2 separate regions of the Mus musculus genome follow, and region 2 is linked to region 1. A link is a loop called in an ENCODE intact Hi-C map of the cell type or tissue named here. Cell type or tissue: left cerebral cortex. All regions are shown on one strand. Links, peaks and the distances in the headings refer to the core of each region. The heading gives the core; the rest is flanking DNA.

Region 1 (10,354 bases), core at 1,103-9,102:
CAAAGGGCATCTTTGTTTATACATGTTCTTTTAGTAAAGTAAATACCAACTTGCAGAGTCAGGTTGAAATGCTCTTGAATTCTAAGTGAGAGGCGGGAGAGCACTGTGCATTTGAGGAAATTCACTGAAAGGAATAAAAGACCAACAAAGGGCAATGTGCTGCTTCTCAGCCAAGGAAAGGAACCTTCAAGCCCCGAGTGATCTTGCTGGCCTGCATGCTATGTTAATCACTATGTTAAATCACGGCATAATAAACATTATTTTAAAAAAAAGTTATTTTTTGTTACAATGTACACAGTGTGGTTTTTAAGTGTGTCCTTCAAAATTAACGCTTTTTATTATTGTGACCCTCTGGAGTGATGGGTTGCAGATATAATTTAACTTCAAGTGTAAGTTTTTTTTATCTTATTGGATACAACCACAATTATCAGGTGGCTCTAATGAACTTAAACTTCAGGAAAGATAGGTAAATGGTTTAAAAACTATCACCCTATGTTCATTAATACTTGTCTTGCTTCCAAGAATTTCAAATTTTATCACATCTTTTTACAGTTCTACATTTTTAATACAGTGTTCGTTCCTTGAACTTTTAGAAGAACCTCATCTTAGCACATCAGTCCTGACAGCGTGTGAGCATGCCATTTTTACTACTAACCACTAGATGGAGGTACAAACCAACATTCTCAGCTTGCGCTCCCGATTTTTCTCAAGTTTCTTTGTCCTGCTTTAACATAGATATTCTTTTCTTTTTCGGGTACAGTGACATGCAGAAAAATTAAACTTACCTCTCGCAATTGGCCTTTTACTGACGTCTTCCTTCTTTTGGACTTTAGCACGTTCCTCGGTCTGCAGATGCTGCATCTAAAATACTCTCCACATGAACCCACTGTGTAATGTGAATTGGCCTAGCTGGGCTGTGCGGAGCCCTCAGGTACTCTGGCTGGATTTTGAGAACCCAGGCAGCACAATCTCACCTTAGGAAAGGCCATTATGAAGTCGTAGGCGTTTGCCTCCCTCGCTGCCTGTTCCATTTCCTTTTCACCCACACCTTCGCGCCCAAACTTAATATTGTTACCGATGGTGGTCCCAAACAGAACTGGCTCTTGTCTGACCACTCCAATTTGCTCTCGGTAATGTCGCACGTTTTGGGCTCGGATGTCATTCTCATCTACGGTGATCTGCCATACCAAAGAACCAAGCAGGCTATGATGCTGTCCAAGGTGTTGGCTTCCAACTGTCTTCTTAATCCAAAGAATAAACTGAGAAGTAGTATCTCAGCCAGGACTCGCTATATTTTAGTAAACATATTTATGGTATGGATAACACCAATAGTTCCCCCCCCCCCCCGGAAGATTGGAACTAACAAATCTTCAAGAAATTTTAATTAACTTAAAATCCCATGAAACCACAAACTAAGTATTAATAAGGTTGTTAATAAGACACACATACACAAACACTGTAGATGCTACAAATGTTATATAGACAGACGCCATCAACTTTGTTTTAAGACTGATGGTGTCGATAAGGTTCTAGCCTTTTTTATTTCTCAATACTTTATTCAGTCCCCAAAGGTAAAAGTTCCTTCTCTGTCTTCTTAGGTAGCTCAACATATTCCAGAGACAGAGTTGGATGTGGCCATGAGAGACTCCATTCCTCACAGCCCTGGCATTTGTGTGAGAATCAGCACTTCTTTACACTGACTGATTCGGTAATTTATTTAGTCACCATTAGCATAAACTCCGGCCTACAAAGTTCTGAACAAGTTTTCTTTTAAAGACAATGTTGTAAGTGTTAACTAGAAACATTAAGAATTAGTATTTTTTTTCTTTTTGTGTACATGTGTACATGTTAATGTGTGTGCATGCCGTGTGTATAGAAAACAGTGTTTGGGTATGTACGCACATGTGCATAGGAACCAGTGTTTGGGTATATGCACATGTGTGTGCATAGGGACCTGTACTTGGGATGTTCACATGTGTGCATAGGAATCAGTGTTTGGGTATGTGCACATATGTGCATAGGGACCAGTGTTTGGGTATGTGCACATGTGTGTGTATAGGGACCAGTGTTTGGGATGTTCATATGTGTGCATAGGGACCAGTGTTTGGGATGTTCATATGCGTGCATAGGGAACAGTGTTTGGGATGTGCACACACATGTGCATAGGGACCAGTGGTTGGGTCGCTTCCTGGATCAATTTCCTCCTTAATTTTTGAGATAGGATCTCTTAGGGAACCTGGAGTGCACCCATTCATCCACCCTTGCTGACCAGCCAGCCTCAGAGATCCAGTTCTCTGGCACTGGGATTGCAGATGTGCAACTCACAAGTTTTATGTAGGTGCTGGGGATACAGCACTTCTCGATGTCACAGCAAGCTCTGAAACACTGAGCCATCTTCCCAGCCCCTTCTGCATGGTTTTCCCCCACAGTCTGCACTTACACAGCCGTCCTCTGGGTCATACAGCCTCTGCAGAAGCTGCACTGTCGTACTCTTGCCACTGCCACTGGGACCAACCAAGGCTACTGTCTCTCCAGCCTTAATCTTCAGATTGAGACCTTTCAGAACCTGTTAGATGCACAGGAATGACACAGTTAGGAATGACAGACAGTTATATAATACAGTCAGAAAATTAATCTGTAATTATAAACAGAAAAATTCTTAGGTGGCACATGAAAACAATTTAGATCTTATATTTATTTGTATAATACCCCATTTATACCTATAGTAATACACAGTTTGGGAGTACAGTATTTAAACATTTCTTTATACATAGAAGAGATCTAATTTAGGAGTTATCTAGGCACAGAAAACTCTTCCCATATTTTTAATAGCATATTTTAATTGTACAAAATTATAATGGGTTTCTTTATGACATTACCATAAGTATGGTATGTATATCTTGATCACATTCATCCTTCATTGCTTTCTCTTTCCCTCTTTCCTCTCTCTTCCTTCTCCCTTCCTTGTTCCATGTGCACACTGTATGTGCACATGATGTGTGTTTGCATGTGTGCAGGTATACATGTATGTATGTGTACATACACATAGAGGCTCCATGTTCACAACAGGAGTTTTCCTCAATTGCTTTCCACCTTATATATTGAGGCAAGGTTTCTCTCTGAGCCTAGTTTTCAGTGAGTCTGGGTTGGTTAGCATTTTGGGGGGATTCTATCTCTGCCTCCCATATTCTGGGATTATGAGTGGGCTGCCATAACTACCAGGTTTTAAGTGAGTGCTGGAGATCTGGACCCTCGGCCTCATGTTTGAGTAGTGGGTACCTTACTTGCTCACTACCAAGCAAATCATCTACCAAGCCTGCAAACTTCACATTTTTAACTGAAATACCTTACACGAATCTTAAAACAACCAAATTAATGTTTTATTTTTTAATTTGTAGCAAGTGGAATCTTGACAAATAATTGAGTTACTTAGGAAAGTTCCCCTTTAGAATAGGTCTAATATTTTTACAAGGTACATTCCAAATAGTGAGTTGGGAGTGGAAAGCCAAGTCTTGAAAGCTAAGCTGTTCTTGACTTTCACCTGTGCAAAGTGGCATGTCCCCTTCTCTCCCAAACAGATACACAAATTAGTTAAAGGCAATTGTTTACCCAGGTATGCTAGCCAGGAGTTTGCTTGGGGTACTAGTGAAAACCCAGCTTCAAAATAAAGAAACAAATAAGAATTGTTTAGAACCCAGAGAGCGTGGCCCGGGGCATTATTGGCATAACTGGTGCTCAGGGTCCCAGAACCCAGCTTAAATGTATATCCAAAATGCAGTCTAAAATGCTGTGTTAGGAGAAAAGGCAAAAACCCAGACAACGATGGTGACAAACAAGTCATAAAGCAAAAGACTCTGAGGAGAGAATTTCAGTAAAAAACGCCAGTCAGAGAAAAACAGAGAAAGAAGTGGGTGCATTATTTTTAATGCAAATTCTATACGGCACATTAGAAGTTGATAGCATTAGCAATCTCATTTGTTTCACATAAAATTTTGTCCCCACTTCTTATATCCTAATTACGTATTTTGTTAGTAGCTGCCTTTTGTAATCCTTAACAATTCTCCTTTTGAGGGTGGGTAGCAGAGGAAGCAAATGCATTAATTAAATATAAATACAAATATAAGGACAATTTAATAGGAACAGCAGACATATTTTCCCAAGAATTATTTGTTTTTAAAAGATTAGTATGTTGAGTGCACTCCAAGAGAGCATGGGCTGGGCATTAACAATTAAAGGCCGAGTGATTCGAATGGGACAGACTGTGTTTTGATAAATGTGTGTCTGTGCACGGGCACAGGTATGTACGTGTGCCTGTGTGTGTGAATGAGAGTGTGGAAAGTGAGAGGAAGGGTATCTAAGATACAATTGCACATGCAGTAGAAGTCCTAAAGGTAGGAGAGGGAAGGCTTAACAGGAACTCATCTGAAGGTTGGAAACTCCCATATTCAAATAAATTAAATACAGCTGGATAATATCCCGGCATCACCAGTAGGTGGCAGCATTAATCCAAGACATTTTAGTGTGCTTAGAAAAGGAGCATGGAGGAAACATTGGCAGTTAAAAATGACTATCGGTCCAATACAGGAGAGAGGAAGGAAAATATAAATCACGGTTGCAGATAACACGTGTTATAAGGTATGCTCTTGTATTCTCAATTGTTAATTGCTGGGTTGGCAGCGCCAGGCTAGCAGGATCTGTAAATATTTGTTGCTTTCTCACCCAACCCAAGAGAAAAAGCAAGCTGTGAAAGGGAAGGTCACACATACTATTCCCCGCCCCCACCGCCCCCTCCCAGGCCAACTGGACGAAAAGGAGGGGGATTTTAGCATAATAAAGAGCTTGCGGTTGGATCTGGGGCAGAAGGGCTGGCAGGAGGATTGGCAGGAGGACTGGTTGGAGGACTGGTTGGAGGACAGGGAGAGAGAAAGAAAGGTAGCAAGGCCCTGAGGTAGAGCTGAGAAAGAGTCAAATGACTGGAGATGTCAGTTTAAATTATGGGCTAGCTGTGAGACTGCCCAGCAAACAGGCTAACAGCCTTATGCTATACAGATGTCTCCACAGCTTTATTATTAAACCACAAGCCCCGCAATATCCAGATATATTTGCTCACTGCTTGTCAGATATTGGCCTACTTGCTTCTTTAAGGAAGTAGACAAAATCTGGGTCAAAATCATCCGAAAGAAGGGACTGGGCAAGTACTTGGCATGCAAGTCTGAGGATTGCAGTTTAACTCCAGAGCATTCATAGGGATTCTGGAAGGGGTGGAGGCAGCTATCTGTAATCCCAGTGTGGGAAACAGCAACAGGAGATCCCTTAGCAAACTGGCTAGCAAACTAACCAAACTGTAGAGCTTCCAGTTCATGTGAGAGACACTTCCTTAATATGTAAGGTGGAGGCTGATCACAGAGGACACCAAATGTTGATCTCTGGCCTCCACAGGTACATGCACACATGTATATGCACACTCCCACAGGTTAACGAGCATATAGTCACATATCACACATACATAAATAAAAGAATCTTTAAAAAAAGTTCCCACAACAGAAGATTCTGGCCTGAAGACAATGTCAGAAAATGGAAGAATGAAACTGAATTTAACATACCTTGGCAGAAGGTCTTGATGGATAGCTGAAAGAAACATTTTTAAATTCTATGTTTCCTTCTATACATTCAGGTACAAATCCAGCTGTTGAAAAGTTATCTATATTGGGTTTCTTGGAAAAACAAAGAGATTGTTATACATCTTTAAAGGGTTAAGCTTCTATCCCAGAATAGTTTAGAGATGGACCCTAAAGTTCTTTTAAAATCTCCTTCCTGTTTTAGAAGTACATGAAACTAGACATGAAATTTTGTCTTTGTTTCTTTCTCTTTCTTCCTTTCTTTTTTTTCTTTCTTTGTTTATTTTGTTTTATTGCTTTTTGTTTTCTTTGAGACATGGTTTTTCTGTGTAGCCCTGGCTGGAACTTGTTCTGAAGACCAGGCTAGCCTCAAACTCACAGAAATCCACTTGCTTCTGCCTCTTGAGTGCTGGGATTAAAGGTGTATGCCACTACCACTAGACAGACATGAAGTTTTCAATAAAAAATCATTCCCCCACAAAAGTTAACCACAATCTTTCACTCTATAACCAAATAACCAATGTGTAGGTTTTACCCACCCTGTGGTTTTCCGGAGTTGAATGTTCCTATCTTTCAGGTTCCTTCTTAGAGTAAGGACAGATATCTTTCAATGCAGTGAGAGCTCCTACCTTATCAATAACCTGGAAAATATTAAAGGCAGCTCCTCTGGCTACTGTGAAGGTTTCCAGGTGAGGGGCTACAGATCCAATGCAGTAACTACTATGGATCACACTGAAGAAAACCTACAGGGACAAAGTAAACAATAGTCACCTTGTAGTGAAGTAAGAAAGACAATGGGATTGGGAGGTGTGTTTGGCCTGTGCTCATGGACTATGAGAGGACTTACATAAGAATATGGAAGACAACCACTCTGGAAGTCAGTCTGGCGGTTTCTTAGAAAATTGGACATAGTACTACCGGAAGATCCAGCAATACCTCTCCTGGGCATATATCCAGAAGATGTTCCAACTGGTAATAAGAACACATGCTCCACTATGTTCATAGCAGCCCTATTTATAATAGCCAGAACCTAGAAAGAACCCAGATGCCCCTCAACAGAGGAATGGATACAGAAAATGTGGTACATTTACACAATGGAGTACTACTCAGCTATTAAAGAATGAATTTATAAAATTCTTGGGCAAATGGATGTATCTGGAGGATATCATCCTTAGTGAGGTAACCCAATCACAAAAGAAGTCGTTAGATATGCACTCACTGATAAGTGGATATTAGCCCAGAAACATAGAGTACCGAAGATACAATTCGCAAAACACAAGAAAATTAAGAAGAGAGAAGACCAACGTGTGGATACTTCATTCCTCCTTAGAATAGGGAACAAAATACCCATAAAAGGAGTTACAGAGACGAAGTTTAGAGCTAAAACGAAAGGATGGACTATCCAGAGACTACCCCACCTGGGGATCCATCCCATAATCAGCCACCAAACCCAGACACTATTGCATATGCCAGCAAGATTTTGCTGAAGGGCCCCTGATATAGCTGTCTCGTGTGAGGCTATGCCAGTGCCTGGCAAATATAGAAGTGGATGCTCACAGTCATCTATAGGATGAAACACAGGGCCCCCAATGGAGGAGCTAGAGAAAGCACCCAAGGAGCTGAAGGGGTCTGCAACCCTTTAGGTGGAACAACATTATGAACTAACCAGTACCCCAGAGCTCGTGTCTCTAGCTGCATATGTAGCAGAAGATGGCCTAGTTGGCCATCATTGGGAAGAGAGGCCCCTTGGTTTTGCAAACTTTATATGCCCCAGTACAGGGGAATGCCAGGGCCAGGAAGTGGGAGTGAGTGGGTAGGGGAGCAGGGCGGGGGGGAGGGTATAGGGGACTTTTGGGATAGCATTTGAAATGTAAATAAAGAAAATATCTAATAAAAAGAATCAAAACAAAACAAAACAAAACAACAAGATGGAAGACAGGATGAAGACTGTAAGGGAAACACAGGCTGCCCCAGCAGTCTTGGCCTATTCTCAGGATGACACTCCAATTCGCGAGTTTGTGTCTCTCCAGCTGCAGCAACATTTGAGTTGTCTGAACCATGCTGGCCCACAGGAAGCGGCCCACAAGCTGAGTGTGCTCCTATGGACCCTTTCCCTCTACTATGGACAACACTGGGAGATTTAGCAGGAGAGTAATTGAAGTGATAGTACAGAGACATTGTATTGCTTCCATCCTGCTTTTAAAACTTCTCTGTTACCCACTGTCCTTATTTAGGCAAATGCCTCTGCAGGAAAAGGTCAAATAAGGAATGAATTCTACAATGGCATGCACTCTTCTCTGTCCTTCAATATGTGGGAACTAAAGAGTAAAAATATCAGGTCCTAGTTCTTCATATGAGATGAATGAACAGCCCAGAGCCTTAACTATGAAAGTCTCAAATTAAAAAGATCCATTTAACTGAAAGAAGAGACATCTATCTAAGATGGAAAGACCAAACAAAAATGGAAGCAGTAGAGAAGGTCCCTTTGCTTACCACAACAGATCTCTTTAAGCCTGAGCTGATGTGTCTGATGTAGAGACTTGAGATTAGTGGAATGATTTACAATTTCATACATAACTGTAGCAGTTTAAAAGACTCTGGATTGCAAGATTGGAAAGGGTTGCATGAAGCTTTCTTTCTCTTCTTCTTCTTCTTCTTCTTCTTCTTCTTCTTCTTCTTCTTCTTCTTCTTCTTCTTCTTCTTCTTCTTCTTCTTCTTCTCCTTCTCCTCCTCCTCCTCCTCCTCCTCCTCCTCCTCCTCCTCCTCCTCCTCCTCCTCCTTCTCCTTCTTCTCCTTCTTCCTTAATATTTCTGTGTATGTGTCTCTGAGTGGGTGTTTTTGCACACCAATGCAGATGTCAGAGGAGGCCAGAGGACATTGGGTCCCCTGGAGTTGGAGCTGAAGATGAATGCAGTGTGAACCATTCCCATCCAACCTGGGTGCTGGAACTGAACTTGGCTCCTCTGCAAAAGCAGTGCCTACTTGACCACTGAGCCACCTCTCTAGCCTAAACTCAGCTAAATGCTGGAAAGGATAGAGGTATAACAGATGGATCCAGCTACTGTAGGACTTTTCAGTTAGCAGCATCTTTGTGGACTGTGATCGCAACCCAGGAAACCCGAGAGGACATGCTTTACTACAAATTGGCTATTTTCAGTGCTAGATTAAGAAGACTGTATCTATTAGTGAGGAATTCAATTATGGTTATTCTAAAAGAACAATGCTTGCCACAATGAGGACACAAAACATGTTAGATGAATAAGCCTTTTTACACACTCACTCACACACACACACACACACACACACACACACACACACACACACACATTAGAATTTAAAAGTACATGCAAATCGTGAGAAGGTAATCATCCTTATTCAAAGTAAGTTTTGGAGCAGAGACTGAAGGAAAGGCCATCCAGAGACTGTCCTGCCCTCACCCCCCACCCTACCTAGGGATCCATCCCATATACAGTCACCAAACCCAGACACTATTGTGGATGCTAACAAGTGCTTGCTGACAGAAGCCTGATAGAGCTGTCTCCTGAGAGGCTCTGCCAGTGCCTGACAAATATAGAGGTGGATGCTCTCAGCCAACCATTGGACTGAGCACAGGGTCCCCAATGGAAGAGCTAGAGAAAAGGAGCTGAAGGGGTTTACAGCCCTATAGGAGGAAAACCAATATGAACCAACCCCAGAGCTTCCAGGGACTAAACCACCAACCAAAGAGTACACATGGAGGGACCCATGACTCCAGCTGCATATGTAGCAGAGGATGGCCTTGTTGGACATTAGTGCGAGAAGAGGCCCTTGATCCTGTAAAGGCTAGATGCCCCAGTGTAGGGGAATGCTAGGACAGGGAAGCAGGAGTGGGTGGGTAGGTGAGCAGGATAGGGGGGAGGGATGAGATGGGGGTTTTTCGGAGGTGAAACCAGGAAAGGGGATAACATTTGAAATGTAAATAAAGAAAATATCTAGAAAAACAAAACAAAACAAAACAAACAAACAAAAAAAACCCCAAACTAAACTCTAGATAAGGAAAGATGATCTAACCCTGCCATCTTTGTTTCCAAATAAGACTTACAGCAAGAATAGTTCCGATGGTGTAACCAGGCTCTCCGCCAAAAATCAAGGAGGTTCCATACCAAAAAGCCAGTCCATAGGCTCCATTCATAAAGAAGTAGACTGCTCCAAGAGACAGCTTTGAAGCCGTAGCCCTCTTTATGCCAGCGTCCTTTGCGTCCTTTAAGTGCTGTGTATACCTTACAAAGCAAAACACCAAGTAATAGAAGCCTTCGGAGAAAACAGAACCAAGCGTCTTTTTATCATAATTAAAGGGACAGACCTTTGAATTTCTTTCTCTTGGGCTCCAAAGGCTGTGACTGTTTGGATTGATGACAAGGCTTCTTCAGCCACAGCCCCAGCTTTGGAATAGGCATCCAGCTCCTTGCTGGTCAATGAGATAATCATCTGTAATAAGCACAGCCACTGTTAGGCAAAGAATGAATTTGCTATGATTTGAAATTTTCCTCAGAGGATTGCTCAGCTGGTATAAATTTTGGGGAGTCTACGGGACACAAGCTATCACAGGTGGGTTATAGTCCACTTCTGGCTTTACTCTCTTTCTCTATTTCCTGGTGTTTGGAGGTGGGAAGTCCAGTCACACCCTTTATCCACCACTGGCTCACTCTACCTTTTCCGTCCAGGTGGATTAAAACTAATTATAAACCTCAAATTGC
Region 2 (10,354 bases), core at 1,216-9,215, 50 kb after region 1:
TCATGATAAAAGTCTTGGGAAGATCAGGAATTCAAGGCCCATACCTAAACATGACAAGAGCAATCTACAGAAAACCAGTAGCCAACATCAAAGTAAATGGTGAGAAGCTGGAAGCAATCTCACTAAAATCAGGGACTAGACAAGGCTGCCCACTTTCTCCCTACCTCTTCAACATAGTACTTGAAGTCCTAGCCAGAGCAATTCGACAACAAAAGGAGATCAAGGGGATACAAATTAGAAAAGATGAAGTCAAAATATCATTTTTTGCAGATGATATGATAGTATATATAAGTGACCCTAAAAATTCCCCCAGAGAACTCCTAGACCTGTTAAACAGCTTCAGTGAAGTAACTGGATATAAATTTAACTCAAGTCAATGGCCTTTCTCTACACAAAGGATAAACAGGCTGAGAGAGAAATTAGGGAAACAACACCCTTCTCAATAGTCACAAATAATATAAAATATCTTGGCGTGACTCTAACTAAGGAAGTGAAAGATCTGTATGATAAGAACTTCAAGTCTCTGAAGAAAGAAATTGAAGAAGATCTCAGAAGATGGAAAGATCTCCCATGCTCATGGATTCACAGGATCAATATAGTAAAAATGGCTATCTTACCAAAAGCAATCTACAGATTCAATGCAATCCCCATCAAAATTCCAACTCAATTCTTCAACGAATTAGAAAGAGCAATCTGCAAATTCATCTGGAATAACAAAAAACCTAGGATAACAAAATCTCTCCTCAAGGATAATAGCACCTCTGGTAGAATCACCATGCCTGACCTAAAGCTGTACTACAGAGCAATTGTGATAAAAACTGCATGGTACTGGTATAGAGACAGACAAGTAGACCAATGGAATAGAATTGAAGACCCAGAGATGAACCCACATACCTATGGTCATTTGATCTTTGACAAGGGAGCTAAAACCATCCAGTGGAAGAAAGACTGCATTTTCAACAAATGGTGCTGGCACAACTGGCAGTTATCATGTAGAAGAATACAAATTGATCCATTCCTATCTCCTTGTACTAAGATCAAATCTAAGTGGATCAAGGAACTCCACATAAAACCAGAGACAGTGAAACTTAGAGAGGAGAAAGTGGGGAAAAGCCTCGAAGATATGGGCACGGGGGAAAAATTTCTGAATAGAACAGCAATGGCTTGTGTTGTAAGATTGAGAATCGACAAATGGGACCTCATAAAATTGCCAAGCTTCTATAAGGCAAAAGACACCGTCAATAAGACAAAAAGGCCACCAACAGATTGGGAAAGTATCTTTACCTATCCTAAATCAGATAGGGGACTAATATCCAATATATACAATGAAAATCAAATAATCCCATTAAAAATGGGGCTCAGAGCTAAACAAAGACTTCTCAGCTGAGGAATACTGAATGGGTGAGAAGCACCTGAAAAAATGTTCAACATCCTTAATCACCAGGGAAATGCAAATCAAAACAACCCTTAGATTCCACCTCATACCAGCCAGAATGGCCAAGATCAAAAATTCAGGTGACAACAGATGCTGGCGAGGATGTGGAGAAAGAGGAACACTCCTCCATTATTGGTGGAATTGCAAGCTTCTACAACCACTCTGGAAATCAGTCTGATGGTTCCTCAGAAAATTGGACATAGTACTACTGGAGGATCCCGCAATACCTCTCCTGGGCATATATCCAAAAGATATTCCAACCAGTAAGAAGGACAAATGCTCAACTATGTTCATAGCAGCCTTATTTGTAGTAGCCAGAAGCTGGAAAGAACCCAGATGCACCTCAACAGAGGAATGGATATATAAAATGTGGTACATTTACACAATGGAGTACTACTCAGCTATTAAAAAGAATGAATTTATGAAATTCCTAGGCAAATGGATGAACCTGGAGGGCATCACCCTGAGTGAGGTAACCCAATCACAAAAGAACTCACATGATATGTACTCACTGATAAGTGGATATTAGCCCAGAAACTTAGAATACCCAAGATACAAAATATAATTTGTAAAACACATGAAACTCAAGAAGAACGAAGACGAAAGTGTGAACACTTTGCTCCTTCTTAGAATTGGGAATAAAACATCCATGGAAGGAGTTACAGAGAGAAAGATTGGAGCTGAGACGAAAGGATGTACCGTCTAGAGACTGCCATACTTGGGTGTCCATCCCATAATCAGCTTCCAAATGCTGACACCATTACACACACTAGCAAGATGTTGCTTAAAGGACCCTGATATAACTGTCTCTTGCTAGGCTATGCCATGCCCTAGCAAACACATAAGTGGAGGCTCACAGTCAACTATTGGATGGATCAAAGGGCCCCCAATGGAGGAGCTAGAGAAAGTAACCAAGGAGCTAAAGGGGTCTGCAACCCTATAGGTGGAACAACAATATGAACTAACCAGTACCCCCCAGAGCTGGTGTCTCTAGCTGCATATGTAGCAGAAGATGACCTTGTTGTCCATCAGTGGAAAGAGAGGCCCATTGATCTTGCAAACTTTATATGCCTCAGTACATGAGAATTCCAGGGCCAAGAAGTGGGAGTGGGAAGGGGGAGGGTAGTGTGTGTGTGGGAGGGCTTGGGGGACTTATGGGGTAGCATTGGAAATGTAAGTGAAGAATTACCTAATTAATAAAAAAAAAGAAAAAAATGTACAATTAAAAGAAGGTGGTAATGAATCAGCACAAAAAAAAAAAAAAAAAGATGTGAGTTCTGTAGGTCCACTAGTGTAGTCTTTTGGATAATAAACACTGGCTTTTTATAGTACCTATTTATATAATATTTGAGTACACACAATTGTTAATTCAAATCCTTATTAACTTATGCAAATTCCCTTAATGGCAATTAAATAGTTTCTCTTTCAAGTGAAATGGAAGATTCAAGGATTCAGTCAGTGTGTGTCCTGTCAGCAGTAAGTGGTGCTCTACCATTGCCAATACTTCACAGATAGGGAGGATCTGCATCAACACTCGCAACCTCCTTCTGCTCTTCTCATCTCAGCCCAACAGTCCCTTGATCAGCCTCCTCTTTCTGCTCTTCTCCCCTGAGTTTGGAGGCTAAGCCATCCTTTCATTTGATGATTCCTTACTCTCCTACTTATTTTTTTAAAAGGACGCTTGAAGGTCCTCGAAGAGGTTACTCACTGAGAACTGGGAGTGTGGTCTTCTAGATTTCTTTGGAAGGCAAGAGCTCCCAGGAGAAGATATTTGTTTCTTAGGAAGATGGGCCAGGCAAGTTCATAGGAATCAGGAGTTTCAGGAGTCATTATTCAGTCTAGTGAAGACCATTGTGAATGGCTGGCCTGGAACATTACTGGATAATGGGTGATAGTACTCAATGTATGGCTAAGCAGAATTCAGATGAATTGTGTTGTAGGGTGTCTATTGGTCAATGCTGGAAGCCTGAGCTAGAGTCTTTCTGGTCATTTGGGATGACTGCTTTGGTCAAAGACTACTGGTACTGTAAGACATCTGAAAGCCTTCAAACTCCAGGGTTGTTGGCTGGCATCTGCTCAGCTACTGGGCATGCCCCCTTGGGGGAGGTGGAACAAGGAGAGTTTGACTGCACTTATCTCACACCTCCACCGGGGTGGGTGCTGGGGCATAGGGAAGTGCTGAGGCACAGCTCTGGGAGTGGGAAAACTCAGTCTTAGGTGTAAAATTGGTGGAGCTGGTTCAAGGGTCCCCCAGCCTGTGACAAGGCTGGAGTCATGGTTTCTTAGACTCTTGGACATCCAGGTGCTGCTTGAAGTCATGGAAGAGCAGAGAAAAGATTGTGTATGTGTATGTGGGGTTGTGGGCTTGGGATAGCATCTAGTCTGGGGTCAGGGCAGAAGGGGAGCTCTGGCTTGTCCCATCCCAGATGATTGTCCTTAGCTTGGCGGAGGCAGGCTTGGTGGAGGTTGTGGCTGGGATTGCAGGGAGGCCTTCTACAGGAGATTAGGATGAGGTTCTGTAGGGAAAGGCCTTCTCCATGGCTCTCCATGGTGGATCTTGGTGAAAAGATTCAGTTCATGGTTCTAAAGAGTTTATTGTCATGGTAGAAAGTGGATGTGTGAAATCATACCCCACTTCTCAGGGTGGGCCTGAGATTACATGCCTTTTGCAGGGAGGAATTTCTGAGAAGGGAAGCTTATTGGCTAAGCCCTTAGGGCCTTTAAGTACCTCAATAGCATGGAGAACTCTGTTTTGAGCCTAGGTTTATTTCATATGTTTATTTTACATGAGAAGCAAGGCATGTGTTCCAAGTCAGGAGTCTGGCAGAAAGATGGGAGTCACCTAAGTGTCAGGTTTATGCCCACTGAGTCTCTGGGTCTCAACCTGCTCTACCTTACCATACTTCCTGGCACAGTTTTATGTCCCTCATCAAACCATGCCTTCCAATGTTTCCCTCAGAGATTTTGAATGAGGTCAGTTTCTGTTTCTTTGAAGCATTTCTGCCAACACCGTATGGGGAACCTAGAAATGTGTCTTGTTTAGTGCGCTAGAAGCTGCATTTAGGGACTTTCTATTTGTAGATAGGACAATGCACAGGTAGGCTATTTTTCTTTCATTGGGGTACTGAGCTGGTAATTGAGGGTTGAACACTACAACCACACTAAGTGTTCTGGAGGTAGCATTGGTAACTTGATGAGAGTTGTGATATGGACATGTCAGGTTTTCAACAGTCAGGATTTGGTCACAGTACCCTCATCAGCAACTTGAAGACACCAGTGGCAATCATATTCTCAATTTCATATGGCCATGGAGATGAGGAGTAGGATGAGGGATCTGAATATGATGTATTGCAGGGGACATAGGTCTGCTGCCAGACTTCCCAATGGTTAGAAGACTAGTTTGAATACACTCTAGAACAATCTCTTTCCATTTATGAAAATGGACAGTGGCTTGTCTGGATTATCTAGAAAATCAAAGTTTCAGCCACATTCTTATGGCTTTACTGTTCTGTCTTTGAGTGTTAGGAAAGACTTTTGCTGTTCTTCTTGCCCTTATCTCTATTCTGTTTGTATCATTACCTGTCTCTTATTTATTTGTATCACTGCATGATTTATGAAGTCTGAGTTGTGGAAATTCTAGATCTTCTGTGAATCTGAAGTTTTCCTTTTCTGGTCTCAGAAAATGTTCCATGCTAGCACTTGCTTGGATAACTCTTTCAGTGTGGTCAAAGGCTCCAGTCTCTGCATTTCACCCTGGAGATCTCTTCTGGTGGGGGAGCCATCTGCCCAATTAGTGCCCTAGTCTTTTCAGTGCATTGTGAGCTTTAGCAAGTTAGAGTTATGATGATCTGCCACCTTCCTCGTATGTTAGGTGAGCCTTCTTCAGCTCTTTATTTGGGAGTTCCCAAATCCATACTGTCTTTCATCATGTTCTCTAAGAGGTGGTTGCTGCAGATACAGCACAAGGAAGGATGTTGCTTTCAGGATATTGGTGGAAAGAGTAATCTAGAGCAACTGATTTTGAAGGTTAACTTATACCTTTGATCTTTATGTTATTCTATTTTTAACTGATCAATTTGATTTGTGATTATTTTGTCTAAAATTTTGCATCTATATGAATGAAGGATATTTATCTATAGTTTTTCTCATTACTTTTGCCAAAGTATACTATTCTTATAAAAGAATTTGGCATTCCCTGTTTTCCAGAATAAGTGTTTAGAAACTTCGTTAGAAAGTTTATAAAAAAGCAGTGTTATTTATTTTTAAAATATTTAAATAACCACCTGCTAGGCAAGATGTTCCTACTGGTACACAAGTGGTATCACTATTTTGGGGGTAACAAATTACTTTATTGCTTGGATTGGAGATCTACTCCATAGGAGAGGTTTCATGTCTGGTACTGCAATCCTAGTCAAAACCAGTGGTCCCCAGTGGTATATTTCCACAACTCAGACTCCAACTGGTATATTGCTACATGGACACAATGTTTTTGTCAAACTTGCCTTCTAAATCTTTATGTTTTTTGCCTATAAGTTAGAGCTGGTGGTAGCTTTTGTCATAGAGATGTCTTTCTGTAGTGAATGGTAGTTATTGCAGAGGCTTACAGTTGACCAAACTTCTGACTATAGCGATTGTTGAATGCTCAGCTGTAAATAAGACATTGATATTATTAAGGTTAAGGGAACATCATGAAAGATGGGCTGAAAAAAATGTGAGATCTGGAGAAAGGGGCAGAGTGCTATAGAATGCTTTCTCCTGGACATGGCCTGGCTATGACCTTTTTGATTTCACAGCAGCTGTAGAGTATATAAACCGTAGCTTATGTAGCCTATAGACCTGTATAAGATTGGGCCTGTCAACATTTTATTATCAGGGAATTTGTTGCTAAGGAGGAGGATCTTATGAAGCCTAAACAACCCTGAGGATTTATAGGTTGTTGGTGCAGGGAGAGACATTTTCTTCATTGATGCAGCCACTGGCAAGTTGCTTATGCTCCCCAAAATAATATCACTCATACTCTTGTGAACAACCCCAGTGAAATTCACTGAGTCATGGTAAATACATAATAAATAAGTAAAGACATGAATGTAGAATTGAGCTATTTGAGAAGAGGAAGGGTTTTCGTGGGAGTAGGTAGGGGTAGACTAAGAGAGAGTAATGGGATAAACATGACCAAAATACATTCTACACATTTATGAAAATGTCACAATAAGACCCACTATCATGTAGTCTTAATTATGCCAATAAAAATCTTTAAAAATGTTTCTCCAAATGTTTTTGGTTAGCTGTTGAGTCACTAAATTTTATTTTCTTTCTTTTTGTCTTTAGCTGATAAATATTTGTTAGTTATATTCACCTTGCTATGCCATAGAACCTCAGGACTTACTCTTCTTTTCAAATAGTCTTATGTAATAGTCTTTTAACCCACTGGTTAATCTTTTAATATCCTCACTGCTCTGGTCTATGGTAGCTGCTGTTCTATTTTCAACTTCTATGTTATATCCCACATATGAGTGAGATCATGTGCTGTCTTCCTTTCTGTCTTTTACTTATTTCACATAATATATTTTTCAGGTTCACTTAACATATTTTTTATGTTATAATTGAAAATTTTATTCTTTATGTCTAAATAGTATTCTATAGTATGTATACCACATCTTCTTTATCTATTTGTACATTAAGAGACAACTAGGTTCATTTCCATATCACAGCTTTTGTGAGTGATACTGTAGGAGACATGGAAGTGCAGTATGAATATATGGCTCTCATTTCTTCTAGGTAAATACCTTGAAGAATGAGTAACCTGTGTTCTAAGGTACTACCACTTTAATTTTAGTTAAAACAGTTGACTATCTATCAATCTCCATCCATCCATCCGTCTGTCCATCCATCCATCCATCCATCCATCCATCCATCCATCCATCCATCCGTCTATCCGCCCATCCATCTATCATCTAGCTATCTACCTATCATCTATCTATTATTTAACAATATAACTATCTATCTATCTATCTATCTATCTATCTATCTATCTATCATCTATCTACGTATCATTTATCTATTATCTATCATCTATTTATTTAATTACTTAACTATCATCTATCTACCTATTATCTATTATCTATCTATCATTGTACTAACAAAAGCTAAATTATTTGATGGTAAATGTCAATAATTCTGAAAACAAAGCAACTATTAAACAATTTAAAATAGTTAAAATATATTTGAGCTTGTCTTAACATAAACACTGTTGCTTTAAGAAAATATTTAAAAACATTTATAGTTTGATTAACATAAAATTTGCTTGATTTTTGCAGAATTATTGGTTTATAATATCAAACAGTCTTAATGTAAAACATTTTATTTTTAATTTTAAACTATATTTGAAACATGAGTCCATTCAAGAAAAACTCTCATTTGGATTCTTTCTTATAAGTATTTATGAGAAGAAATTAAGAGCAGAATATAAGTTTCTTATAATTCAGAGGATGAAAAACTGCTAAACTATATACATTTTCAGACACAATAACATCAAAACTGTGAAGAAGAGGAAGAAGCATCAGAGAAAAACATTGTTATCTTCCACAACCTCAGATATTTGTCTGAGATAAGGCAAGGATCTGAGGTAGGGCCTGGAGGACCTTTTAGCAGGGAGCAATAGTTAGAAAGTATCATTATTTATTCTGTGTCAGAGTTTTAATTTGCATTGCCATTTCAAGAAAAATGTAAAGCTTCTATCAGACGTTCATTTTGTGATTTCATGTTTCTAGGATTGATTTTGACCACAATGATCTTTCAGCAGGCAGGTTCATGCATGGGTGCATTCTGACATCTGTAAGATGTGGCAACCAGAAAGGAATAAAAGTTACTTTAAAAAGGTTTTTGTGAAAAAAACCTCCTTAATGACTCCACAGACTTGCAGTTTCATGGCCACCAGTATCAATCAGCTCTGTTCTCAGCAGGCTCTGCTTACCACATTTCTCCTGAAGCCTAACCCCCCTCTCTAAAATCCATGGGAATAGAATGGTTAGTTTACTTTGGTTTGAGCCTAAATGAACTCTTTAAAGAATCTCTTTAAAGAAACCCATTAAGAATCCTCCCACCCTGAAAGTGTTCTGCCAAGACTAACTGAAAGCCGCAAAAGATTTAGGGTTGGTTCTAAATTGGAACCTGTGTGGGCCTTAAACTCAACAAAAATCCATCTTTATCAGAGGCTCAGAATATTAAACATAGGAACACAAAGTCATTTTCTAGACCCAAGAGAGTGTGGGACAAAACCATGAAATTCTACAAGGGAATTCCTCAAATGGAAGATATTTCTTTTTGCCTTTTTTTTCCCTTTTAAGTGAAATGAAAGAACCACAGAAATTTCTCTAGAGAAGGGTTGGGTCTTAGGGAAGAAATCCAACACCTCCACTGAGTTCTTTGTGATCTGGGCCCAGCCTCTGCATGCCTCCTGTTTCCTTAAGTGAGTGTAGTGTTGACTATCCCTTCATCTGCTTATATTAGGGGAAAAAATGCTTTGTTCTCAAAGTCTGCAATGGTAGAAATAGCTTCCATGATAAGCACTTATTCTCTGAAATATGAGAATAATTATATGGAATTTCAACAAATATTCAATATTATGATGCAAGTAATATTATAAATCACTGAGTTACTAGCCCTGTTTTTACATGAGTCTAATGATGTTTAGAAGACATGTTATTGTCTAGATAATGCAGCTATTCAAGTGGAATGGCTAAATTGCCTACTTCAAAATCTATGTTCTGATCTGTGTTCTGCTGTCTTTCTACAGATCCAAGATTCACCTTTACTGTCACAGTTTATAGGTGCTTGTAGGGATATGCTTTGCTTATCTCAGATGCAGGGAGAATTGCCCCCTATCCTCCCAGATCCATGGTTGCTCAGGTTTATTCGTTGACTCTGTGAGCAGATGCTCAAAATAGCAGATTGAGGCTGAACCTCAGGTCAAGTTGACTGATACCCTGTGTCATTTACCTCAAAGGCATCTGTATAGGGGTGGTGGAGTTATGTATGAAAGAGTTCTGGAAACCAGACAACAATGTAAAAATATTCCCAAATCACTGGGTTTCTCTCTCCTGACTCCATCTTGCTCACAGAACCTTCAGTCTTTTGTAGGTGCTAAGTAGAGTTAGACAATTGCTCATTAGCTTCTTACCAAAATATCATAAAAATGGTTCTGTAGCTTCATCTTAAAGATGAGGAAGTAATATTCTAATGTTTACTTTGTTATTTGTCATTGACTGGCTTGAGTTTTCTTCAATTTTATCTGAATCTGAATAGAGAGGTCTTAAATCAGATAGATACAGATTATGTGTGGTAGCATGTGTGTGTGTGTGTATTCATGTACATGGGCCTATACATGATTATATGCATAGCCATTCACATGTTAATATGAAGCCAGTTTAAATAAGCCAATGTTTAGAATCCAGCCTGGGCTACGTGTAATATAAAAGGAAAAGAAAGGCATAAATCTAATTTCCTTGGGAAAGGGAAATAATAGGAAATAATAATAATGTGAGGGATCACATGTGCTAGTAACATTTTCTACAATGTTAATCTTGAACTCTGGATATAAATGAACAATTAAGTTCTAGAAGCAGTGATGTTCCATTTGAGTTTATAATGGTTTCTGAGATAATTTCTAATCTAAGGAGGGAAAATTATTTTCTTTTAGATAAGTTGTAGTATTTAAACTTTTAGAGATTTTATAGTTCATTTCAAAATACTTTTAAAGAATTGTATTATAATTCTGTTCTGAAAAAAAGTATTTGATCTTCTGGACCCTATAGAATTGGTTAATAAGACTTGAATAATAATAATAATAATAGTATGTGTACTAATAAAATATTTTAAAAACTAAATAGTTATAAATGGATTGCTTTAAGATGATCTCAG

What was found. Hi-C counts contacts between places; a loop is a spot of excess contacts. Peaks named below come from ENCODE experiments on the same cell type or tissue, not always from the same donor. Only the 100,000 strongest peaks of a DNase experiment are listed, where the experiment ranks them.
Region 2: it touches region 1 in a loop (2.3-fold over the local background); 3 of 42 quality-filtered maps call a loop at or near these places.

Annotation. Positions count from the first base shown.
Region 1 is chr12:118,926,248-118,936,601 of GRCm38, forward strand. Abcb5 (ATP-binding cassette, sub-family B (MDR/TAP), member 5) reads right to left here. Exons shown (of 28, transcript NM_029961.2): 8 at 9,961-10,085; 9 at 9,700-9,877; 10 at 6,248-6,361; 11 at 5,604-5,714; 12 at 2,441-2,566; 13 at 975-1,178. Among named protein-coding and RNA genes, the nearest start is that of Abcb5, 35 kb to the right of the region's middle. In left cerebral cortex, for the core only: a CTCF peak has its summit at 4,492 (motif pointing right); DNase peaks (open chromatin) are centred at 4,496, 5,048 and 5,233.
Region 2 is chr12:118,976,491-118,986,844 of GRCm38, forward strand. No RefSeq gene overlaps it. Among named protein-coding and RNA genes, the nearest start is that of Abcb5, 15 kb to the left of the region's middle. In left cerebral cortex, for the core only: no CTCF peak of the experiment used is centred there; DNase peaks (open chromatin) are centred at 4,392 and 8,586; H3K27ac peaks cover 1,076 bases.